Regions from separate parts of the Homo sapiens genome. Here region 2 is linked to region 1. A link is an interaction called in ENCODE POLR2A ChIA-PET data of the cell type or tissue named here. Cell type or tissue: PC-9. All regions are shown on one strand.

Evidence for each region. ChIA-PET counts read pairs that join two places held together with the same protein. Peaks named below come from ENCODE experiments on the same cell type or tissue, not always from the same donor. Only the 100,000 strongest peaks of a DNase experiment are listed, where the experiment ranks them.
Region 2: POLR2A ChIA-PET joins it to region 1 with 7 read pairs; 6 of 35 experiments call an interaction of 5 or more read pairs at or near these places.

Annotation. Positions count from the first base shown.
Region 1 is chr1:151,616,744-151,621,743 of GRCh38, reverse strand. All of the region lies in intron 1 of SNX27 (sorting nexin 27), which reads right to left. Among named protein-coding and RNA genes, the nearest start is that of SNX27, 7.2 kb to the right of the region's middle. RefSeq lists enhancers at 2,121-2,621, 2,622-3,122. In PC-9, no CTCF peak of the experiment used is centred here; a DNase peak (open chromatin) is centred at 1,913; H3K27ac peaks cover 1,347 bases.
Region 2 is chr1:151,692,912-151,697,911 of GRCh38, reverse strand. SNX27 (sorting nexin 27) reads right to left here. Exons shown (of 12, transcript NM_001330723.2): 10 at 4,873-5,000; 11 at 4,429-4,488; 12 at 1-3,542. The coding sequence ends at 3,495. Among named protein-coding and RNA genes, the nearest start is that of CELF3, 21 kb to the left of the region's middle. In PC-9, a CTCF peak has its summit at 4,680 (motif pointing left); no DNase peak of the experiment used is centred here.

The sequences.
Region 1 (5,000 bases):
AAATATAAATAAAACTAGATCAACACATAGATATAAAAGTACTGTGGTATTTGCGGGTGGAAGAGACAACCTTCCTAGTTAATAATCTTATTGAAAGTTCTTTAAGAGTAATCAGCCTCTTGAAAGCAGCTGGGAGAGCATGCACCAGAGCAGCTGACTCTCTGCAGACTGCCTGTACTTTTCCAGAGGGAAGTAAGCTAATTCCTTGTGTATCAGGCCTGTAGAAAACATAGGCCTATCATTCTGGTCTTGCTCTGAGGTTTGACACAAGAATCTAAAAAGTTTCAGACAGCTTAAGCAAAAACAGACCATTTCTTAAAAGATGTTTTCGTATCAGTGGAAGTTCACTGAGGAAGTACACATAAGAGTACTCAAATACAACTCCTTATTCAGCAACTCAATACCTTGCAGAAAGGCACATTTCCTCAACTATTATGAGAACCTTATTTAGTTGGCAGGGAGCAATAAATAATAAACAAGAGACTACACACATACTACCTAGCATTTGACTAATACCATACCACAAAATTTAACCCTGGAGTACGAATATTATGAAAGAAAGCAACAATTCACTTTGTGATCACCACCAGGTCTTAAACTTATTTGAAGGAGCTTCACATGAATTTTCATTTTGAAGGTAGGTATTAAGTGTAAACTTTAGTACCACATTAAGTTTCCCCCCCGTCTTCAGTCCACTCAGCTCCCAACATGCTGTATGCCAAAATAAAAGATTTAAATTAAAAGAAGCATCTTCGGCCAGGTGCAGTGGCTTATGCCTGTAATCCCAGTACTTTGGGAGGCCGAGGTGGGTGGACTACGAGGTCATGAGTTCAAGACCAGCCTGGCCAGCATGGTGAAACCCGGTCTCTACTAAAAATACAAACAATTCAGCTGGGCATGGTGGTGCACACCTGTAATCCCAGCTACTCAGGAGGCTAAGGCAGGAGAATTGCTTGAACCTGGGAGGCTGAGGTTGCAGTGAGCCGAGATCGTGCCACTGCTCTCCAGCCTAGGCGACAGAGCAAGACTCTGTCACAAAAAAAAAAAAAGCATCTTCAAATCAGAGGAACAGACTTGGAGGAAAGTAGAGCTAGAACACAACAGGCTTGTAGCACACAAGGATGAAAGTTATCAATTGTAAACACAATAGTAAGTATAGTCATTTAAAACAGAAGAGAAAGAGAAAGGATAACTGAGAAGCTGGATTCGATTGTGAAATAAAATACAAACACAAGTTAAAGGCAACCAGCTCCTCACCAGCTGTTCCCAGTTCTGGGTGTCAGAGCTTAGTTGTTCTTAGTTCCCTTCTTTATATAGTACAAGACAGTCCAAGAGACTAGATGGCTCTGAAATTACTCTAATTCTAATAGTGATTTTCCTCTTTCGCCTTGGAAAAGTTATTCAACTTCTTCTGGTAAATAATTATATAAAACTGAATTCACAGGAAGTCCTGGGTATTAATGCACACACAGCTATATTCTGAGCTCATAAAGAGAAAAAAATCCAAACTTCTTGGGATTACATTCAAAGCCATCTTTTTAAAATCTTACTGCAACCTTCCTTTCCAGTTTCTATCATCACAAATGTCTACAGACAAACAGCAACTTTAAGCCCCTTGCTAGCCTAAGAGCTTTTCACATTTTCCCCTCTTTGGTCACAGTTTTCCTCAACCTATAAAATCCTTGCCCCTTCTCTGAAGTTTTATTTGTTCTTCAATCCAGTTTAAAAGCCTTGTATGAGCTGTCTCCCCACCAGTCTTCTTAGGCATATTCACTCCTGCCTCTATACTTCGATTGTGCTTTTCATTTATCTCTATTACCTCGTTTAGCTTTACACACAGCAAATTGTTTACCTTCCCTACTGCAGTGTAAGCTTCTCAAAGGCAGGGATGCAGAGACCCTGTGACTCATACAAGCCAAGCAGTTCTTTATATACAGTGTGTGCTTACTTGTGGAACCAAACTGAGTATGAAGTAATATTTAGCATGCCAATATCAGGAAAAGTGATGCCCTAAATTACTGTTTTTCAGACAGTGGATCACAACCTAATGAGTTGTGAAATTAATGTACCAGGCCACCACCAGCACTCAAAAAAACAGAACAAAGAAACTCAAAATATGAACAAACTAAAAAATACCAGAGTGGGCCCGGCACGGTGGCTCACACCTGTAATCCCAGCACTTTGGGAAGCCGAGGCAAGCGGATCACTTCAGCCCAGGAATCTCAGACCAGCCTGGGCAACATGGTGAAACCCTGTCTCTACAAAAAATACAAAAAATTAGCTGGGCATGGTGGCATACGCCTATGGTCCCAGCTTTCTGGAAGGCTAAGGTGAGAGGAAAAAAGAAACCAAAAAAACTGTATTTACTGGTATCATGCACTCTGGTGTTCAGTTTTGTTTTATTTTTGAGACAGGGTTTCTGTCTCCCAGGCTTGAGGTCAGTGATGTGATCATGGCTCACTGCAGCCTCAACATCCCAGGCTCCAGCAATCCTCCCACCTCAGCCTCCTGAGTAGCTGGGACTATAGGCATGCGCCACCACACGTGGCTAACTTTTGTATTTTTTGCAGAGATGAGGTTTCACCATGTTGCCCAGGCTGGTTTCGAATTCCTGAGCTCAAGTGATCCGCCCACCTCGGCTTCCCAAAGTGCTGGGATTACAGGCGTGAGCCACTGTGCCTGGCCAGTAAACATAATTTTTGTGAAGCTTATTTCAGGTGTTTTTTTTTTTTGCATATATATTAGGTTATAATGTAAAATGTATCTCTTACTATGAGCTGCAATTTTTTAAAAGATATTTTAAAACTGCCTAAAATTTTTTTCCAAATGTGGGCTGAACTGTACCAACCCATCCATGGGCTCTTACTGGATTGCCCAAGAAGCACAGAAAACATCTGTATAGCTGAGGTGGAAGAAAAGAATGAACCTAAATGGCTCTAACCTAAACCACCACAATATCCTTTTGTCAGCAATGCCATCATCTAATGAATGAACCTGCCAAAGATTATGCTCAAAAAGCATTTTGAGCAGTGATCATAAATTGTTAAGTGTCTGCTTGTCAATTAAGTCTCTTTGCTTATCTACAAGGTCATAAGAATTATTCCCAATGGGACTTACCTAGAAAAATAATTATCTTTGAGAGCATGGTAACAGGCCCTCATCTGAAAAAAACTGGTCAGTGGTGGATGGAAAAAGAACTGTTCTTCACAATAAGTTAAAAGACCCAGACAAATTGTTATGCTACTAATAAAATATATTTTCCTGGTTACAGCAATCTGTGGAAGTGATTTCTGAGGGGAAGGTAATGCTATTTTCAAATTTAGTTTTATTTGTTTGCAACCTCAACTACCTGTGAAATTAAAAGGAATTTAAAAATGATTGTTCTGCTGTCTTCACTGATAACCAACAGGGTAAAGATAGCAATAATAAAGGCAAAGAATGCCTGCTTTAGTCCCCTGTCTCTCATCCAATTTAACAATGGGTAATAGTGAGTAAATAAAGATATAAAATAGTTACATTTCACAATAGTAGAACCAAAGTTCAACCACTATCGACGTTTATATGAATGTAACTGAATTTTAAGCAGCCAGGTGCTCAAGCCTGCAATGCCAGCGGTTTAGGAGGCCAAAGTGGGCAGATCACTTGAGGCCAGGGGTTCAAGACCACACTGGGCAACATGGCAACCCCATCTCTACAAAAAAAAAAAAAAAGTACAAAAAAATTAGCCAGGTGTGGTAGTGCATGCCTGTAGTGCCAGCTACTCGGAAGGCTGAGGTGGGAGGATCACTTGAGCCCAGAATTCAAGTACAGCCTGGGCAACATAGTGAGACTCCTATCTCTTTAAAAAAAAAAAAAAAAAAAAAAACAGCTCTAAAAAGAGAAAATATTCAAGATCTAGAATCCAAAGATCTGGATTTAATTCTGGTTGCCATTCATTGGTACAACACTCAGTTTCCATTTCCTGTCTTATAAAATAGGGATAATACTCATATATTCATTTGGCAAGTATTTACTGAAGAATACTTTCCATGGGCCACCAGACATTTGGCTAGGGATACAACAAATACATAGTATTTGATGTAGTCCCTGCCCTTGATGAGCTTATAATCTTCCTATCTCACAGGACTGTGTGAAGATCAGATGTAAAAACACTACAGACTGACTGGGCGCAGTGGCTCATGCCTGTAATCCCAGCACTTTGGGAGGCCGAGGCGGGCTGATCACCTGAGGTGGGGAGTTTGAGACCAGCCTGGCCTGACCAACATGGAGAAACCCCGTCTCTACTAAAAATACAAAAATTAGATGGGCGTGGTGGCACATGCCTGTAATCCCAGCTGCTTGGGAAGCTGAGGCAGGGGAATTGCTTGAACCCGGGAGGCGGAGGTTGCAGTGAGCCGAGATCGCACCACTGCACTCCAGCCTGGGCAACAAGAGTGAAACGCTGTCTCTAAATAAATAAATAAATAAATAAATAAATAAAACTACAAACTATAACACACTATACACGCTGCAAAGCAGTAAAATGATTATTATAACTATTAATATTAACTTGTGCTACCTCTTAACCATCCATCTTTATTTCAAGAGCTTAGCAAGATCCAATAAATAAAGTATAGACGATCAGATAGAACAGTTAGTATTTAACTGATTTTCCACTTAGGTTGGAATTCGAGAGCCTAACAATTCACTATTTGTTGGTATAACCTTAGCTCATTACTCTCAATATAATCATGAAGATAAAATGAACTGAGAATCCAAGGCCTACAACCTACTGCATCACCCTGGGCATGTAACTGAGTATGTGGGTTGCATTACCCACACCTGGCAAAGGAGTAAAAAAATAAAGATTTCTAGGCCCTATGAAAGATCTACTGAATCATAACCCTTAAAAGGTGAGCCTGAGAATCTGTACTTTAGATAAGCACACCCAAGTGCTTCTCATGTACCCTAAAGCCTGAGAACCGCTGCCAAACAAATTTCCTTTGATCAATAACCATGAT
Region 2 (5,000 bases), 76 kb before region 1:
TGAGCTTCTACCCCTGAGGATAGAAACCAAGTGTGGAGGAAGGCCAGTGAGAGACCAGGAGGATCCTGCTGGTTCTGCTGGGATGAAGCTGGGGGCACTGGGAGACCCCCTCTTCCCAGGGACAAATTGCAAAAGAAGTCTGGGTAGAAGCCTCCCTGGGCAGAAGCTGGGACTAAGAAGAACAGTAGGGATTACAGAAAGGAAGTGCAGAGGAAGGGGAGAGAGAAGAGTCACAACACTGCTTCATGCAAAGAAGGGCTTGATCCTATGGGATCCACGCAGCCACAGGGAACCCGCCTCCATCACCCAAGGCCGTGCATGGGTGGAAGAGAAGAAGGCGCTGTCCTTTGGGGTGCCCTCCTTCCCCACCTCCTTGCTGCAGCTGGGTGCGTTGTTACTGGGACACTTTCAAAAGGGCTGTTCCTAAATAAATTCTGCCAACAGGCCAACTACCTATAGGGCCCTCACCTAATCTCCAAAGCACCAAGTGAATGCTATGCCAGAAAGGGAACATAACACCATCTACCCATTCTAAGGGGCCTCCAAATCCCTATGTCTCATGTCTGAAGGTCAGCATTCAAGCTGTCGCATGGAATCCCAGCTCTGTTCACTACTGTCCCACTCTGAGCGAGTAGGGGCAAATTGCTATTTTTACAGTTTGAACAAAGCTGGTGCCAAGTCTCTTTAGCATCTAGGAGTGGGAAATCAACATGTCTTCTTTTCAGGGTCCTTTGGCTCATTTTAAATTCATTTAAGTCAAAAGAAGTTAGTTCTGTGTCAAAGTCTTCAAATTAGGGATCCCTCTGCAACTTTACACATTCAGCATTCTCACGTTTTGTACTCTGTGATTTCACCTAGATTTGGAGAAGGTGAGGGAGGAAAGGCTGTCCTCTTTGATCCCATACCATGCAGGGGCAAATGGCTGCCAGCATAACAAAATAAGAAGGAAAGAAAGAAAAGTGGGCCAGGCGCAGTGGCTCACTCCTGTAATCCTAGCACTTTGGGAGGCCGAGGTGGGCAGATTACTTGAGGTCAGGAGTTCAAAACCAACCTGGCCATCATGGTGAAACCCCGCCCTACCAAAAATACAAAAAATTAGTGGGGCGTGGTGGTGTATGCCTGTAATCCCAGCTACTTGGGAGGCTGAGGCAGGAGAATCGCTTGAACCCAAGAGGCAGAGGGTGCAGTGAGCCGAGATCGTGCCACTGCACTCCAACCTGGGCGACAGAGCAAGACTCTGGGAAAAAAAAAAAAAAAAAACAGAAAAAAAGGAAGGAAGGAAGGGGAAAGAAAAGTGGCCTCACAATGATTTGCAACAACAAATTACAAAAAAGAGATGAAAGAAGGAAAGCAAAAGAAAGAAAGAGAAAGAAAGAAAGAAAGAAAGAACGAAAGAACGAAAGAACGAAAGAAAGAAAGAAAGAAAGAAAGAAAGAAAGAAAGAAAGAAAAAGTGGCCTCACAATGATTTGCAAAAACAAATTACAAAAAAGAGACTTTCCAACCACCCCAACACTGCTTAGTAGAATTGACTACAACCAATTATGACTGTCTCCCAGTTAGAGCAAAAGATGCCATCCTAGGAAGGTTTTTGTTTAGAAAGGGGAGAAGGGAAAAAGAAAAGGCTCAAAGATGTGTTTTAGTTGCATCTGAGCCTGACTTGGTGCTTCTTATGCATTATCTACAGAGCTTAGGGGCTGGGAATATTGTCCTACCCCAATTAGCCCTGGCTTCTGATCCTGGGATGCAGCTCTTAAGTCTCAAAGGGTCTAGCTGCAAGATCAGATGAGGAGCTCTTTAACGGACAGAAAGCAGAAAGGTTTTCGTTCAGTCTCCTTTCAATTAAAACTTGGGAGATCCAATCTAATCAACCATATTCCTACTACTCCTTCCTAGGTTCTCAGCTGGCTTGGATGGGGCTATCGTTTGGTTGGCACAGACCACTGACCCACTGCAAGTTTCCCCAAGGCCTTGAAGATACTATTGGATCCCTTCCCATCACTGCTGTTTAAGGAAGTCACAGAGAATGCCGTAGTTATGGGTGGTTATTGGTCAGGAATGGAGGAGGTAAAACCTCATGTACATAGGGCATTTCTTGCTTTCTTTCCTCTATGTAAGTCCAACCTGTGTGCCTAAGGTATCAGCTTAACTCTGGTCCTGAGTACTATCCCTGCTGCAAAAAAGGCAGGGAAGGACACAGTGGCTCATGCCTGTAATCCCAGCACTTTGGGAGGCTGAGACAAGAGGATCACCTGAGGCCAGGAGTTTGAGACCAGCCTGGGCAACATAGTGAGACCCTGTCTCTACAAAAAAATTTTAAGAAGAATTAGCCAGGTGTGGTGGTGCACACCTGTAGTCCCAGCTACTCAGGAGGGTGAGGCGGAAGGATCACCTGAGCCCAGAATTCAAGGTAACAGTGAGCTATGTTCATGCCACCACATTCCAGTCTGGGCGACAGAGTAAGACCCTGTCTCAGAAAAAAAAAAAAAAAAAAAAAAAAAAGGCAAGGAAAACAGGAAATTACTACCATGAAGTGTTTCAGGTTCAGGTTCCCATGGCATCAACCTCCTGAGCCAGGGTCGGTTGAGGGAAAGCATACCGAGGCTCTAGGAAAGCAGGAAGGAGGTGCAGAATGTGGCTAGAAAGCCAGGAGTGAGAGAAATAGATGGATCAAAAAAATTGTCACAGAATCAAGAGCCCATACCAGGACTTCAGGCTCTCCCTGCAGAACTACAGCCTGTTAACCTTGAGAAACACACCTCTTTCTCCTCCCCAGCACCCTCTTGGAAGATAAAGAAACTATACTCCTTGTTCCTAGACTCTATGGCAACCCATGAGCCGGAATCTATACTCAATACAAAAAAAGGGGCAAAAATCCAAGCAGGTTGTAAACTTTTCAAGTCCTTCATGAGGAGAGGTATTTTTCCCTGTAAAATGCTTTTTTTTCCTTTTTAAAGTTTGTTTCAAAAGAAAGAGAGCACGAGGGAGGTCATGGATTCTAGTGAAAGGTGTGTAAAAACACAAGCTAAAAAAGGTACTGCCATCAATATGAAATTTAAAAAGAAATATATATATGTATATACGTGCAGCTAATTTGTGTATATATAATTTTTACATACATACATATATATGTCTGAACAGTGCAAATGGATGAAGTTCATAGTTCCAGTTTTAAAAATATAGTACAAGGAGAGGCTGTTGGTATGAGGCCCAGGTGAAAGGACAAAGATACCTTTGGCAAGTTGGTTGGGCTTATTTCTTTTCCTGCCTTAACTCAGTTGACTTCTGGTGCTGACCGATCTGCTGTTCACTACCACCTCAATTCCAGAGACATGAAATTCAGAGGGGGTTATTAATAATATTTAGTTTAGGGCTTTTGAATATAACGACTTTAACTTTTTCTCTTCTTTTTTGTTAATGGTTACTCTGTCTGAAATGGGACATGAAAGGAGTAAGAGGATGGGGGTGAAGGGAAGGGAAGGGGATAAGGAAAGGCTAGGTGGCCACATCTCTCTGCTGTGACCTCGCCATCTGGAAAATGTTCTGAAAGGAAAAAAAAAAAGAGTTATTGGGAAGGCACATCTCCTCTTATCTGGAGACAACTCCACAAACAGAAGCTAAAAAGGTATGCCTGGATGACTCAATCTGATTGGCCACATCTTTCTTGATATAACTTCTCATCTAGAATCATAGCCTTTTAGAGCCGGAAGGGACCTTGGATATTAATTACGTGGTTCAGTCTTCCTGTTTCACAGAAGAGAAAACTGAAAGCTAGGGAGGCTGATTTACCCAAAATTACACAGAGGGAAAAAAAAGCCAGGAGAAAACCCAGATAAAATTCCCAGAGCCCAATGTTCTTTCTACTGTACTAAAATATAAATTTTCATGTTCTTGACTTGACCTCCTGATTCTTTCAAAGATTTTCTTTGAGAATAAGTAACTAATTATTCAGAATCTTCCAAATTCTGTTCCAGCACTGGCACATACAGACAGCAGTAAAGCAACAGCAAACACCTTCCCTCACACAAACATTCTTGGTTCGCCTAGAAAGACTGCCAGGACTCATCCAGTCAAGACGGCTACAACTGAGGACAGCTTCCCCTGTGGGTCAGGAACAACATGGAGGGTGATCTGATTTAAAAAACTGGCAGAGGAGGGTCCATGAAGTCATGAGAGATGGAAGAGCCTGTAGCCAATGTCCACCCTCTAGACAAGGGAAGAAGCAGGGCTTTTTTGCACAGCCCGTTCACCATCCAGAGGCCAACCTTGCTGGAAGAATGTCCTGGCTCACATGAGATAATCAGTCTCTAACTAATATTCCTAGAAAGACAGAGATGGAGGTGAGGGTCCCAGGTATTTGGCCACAGGCCTATAAATTTTAAAGAAACAAAAAGATGAAAAGGTCAATTCAAGGACTGTTCAGAATTACCTCTTTTCTCCACTTGAGCTCGCAGAACACCCTCTCGAAGCACTCATGCATGTAATTGAACTGAAAAAAAAGGTGGTGACACTCACTAACTTCTCAAGAGCAGGCATCTCAGGACTGTGCCTTTGAACTCCTGTCCCCAGTCATCCCATCTTCCAAACTCAGTCTAGAGAAAAACCCTGACAAGTACCATAAAACCCAGGCCTGGTTCATCCACTATTCTCTAGCTCCTTCTAGTGGTAACTACGAGCCAAGTGGGATAGGAAATTGCCAATTCCAGTCAGGCCTAAAGCAAAAACAGGATGAATCTGGGGGCTCCAGGATTCAAACAGGTTCGGATCTCAAGACAACTACTAGCTCTATCTCTCTCTCCATTTATGCATTTAGCTGAAAAAAAAAACAAAAAAACAAACTAAGTCCCAGTTACTTTCCCCAAATTGCACTCACATATGGCGTGAAGATTTTAACCCATCGGGGCTTCTTCTCTCCTCGTGCATATTCGAAACAGAAGGCCATCCCTTCTTCATCTGTGTCCCATCGCTGCATCTCATCCCATTCAAATGCAATTACCTGGT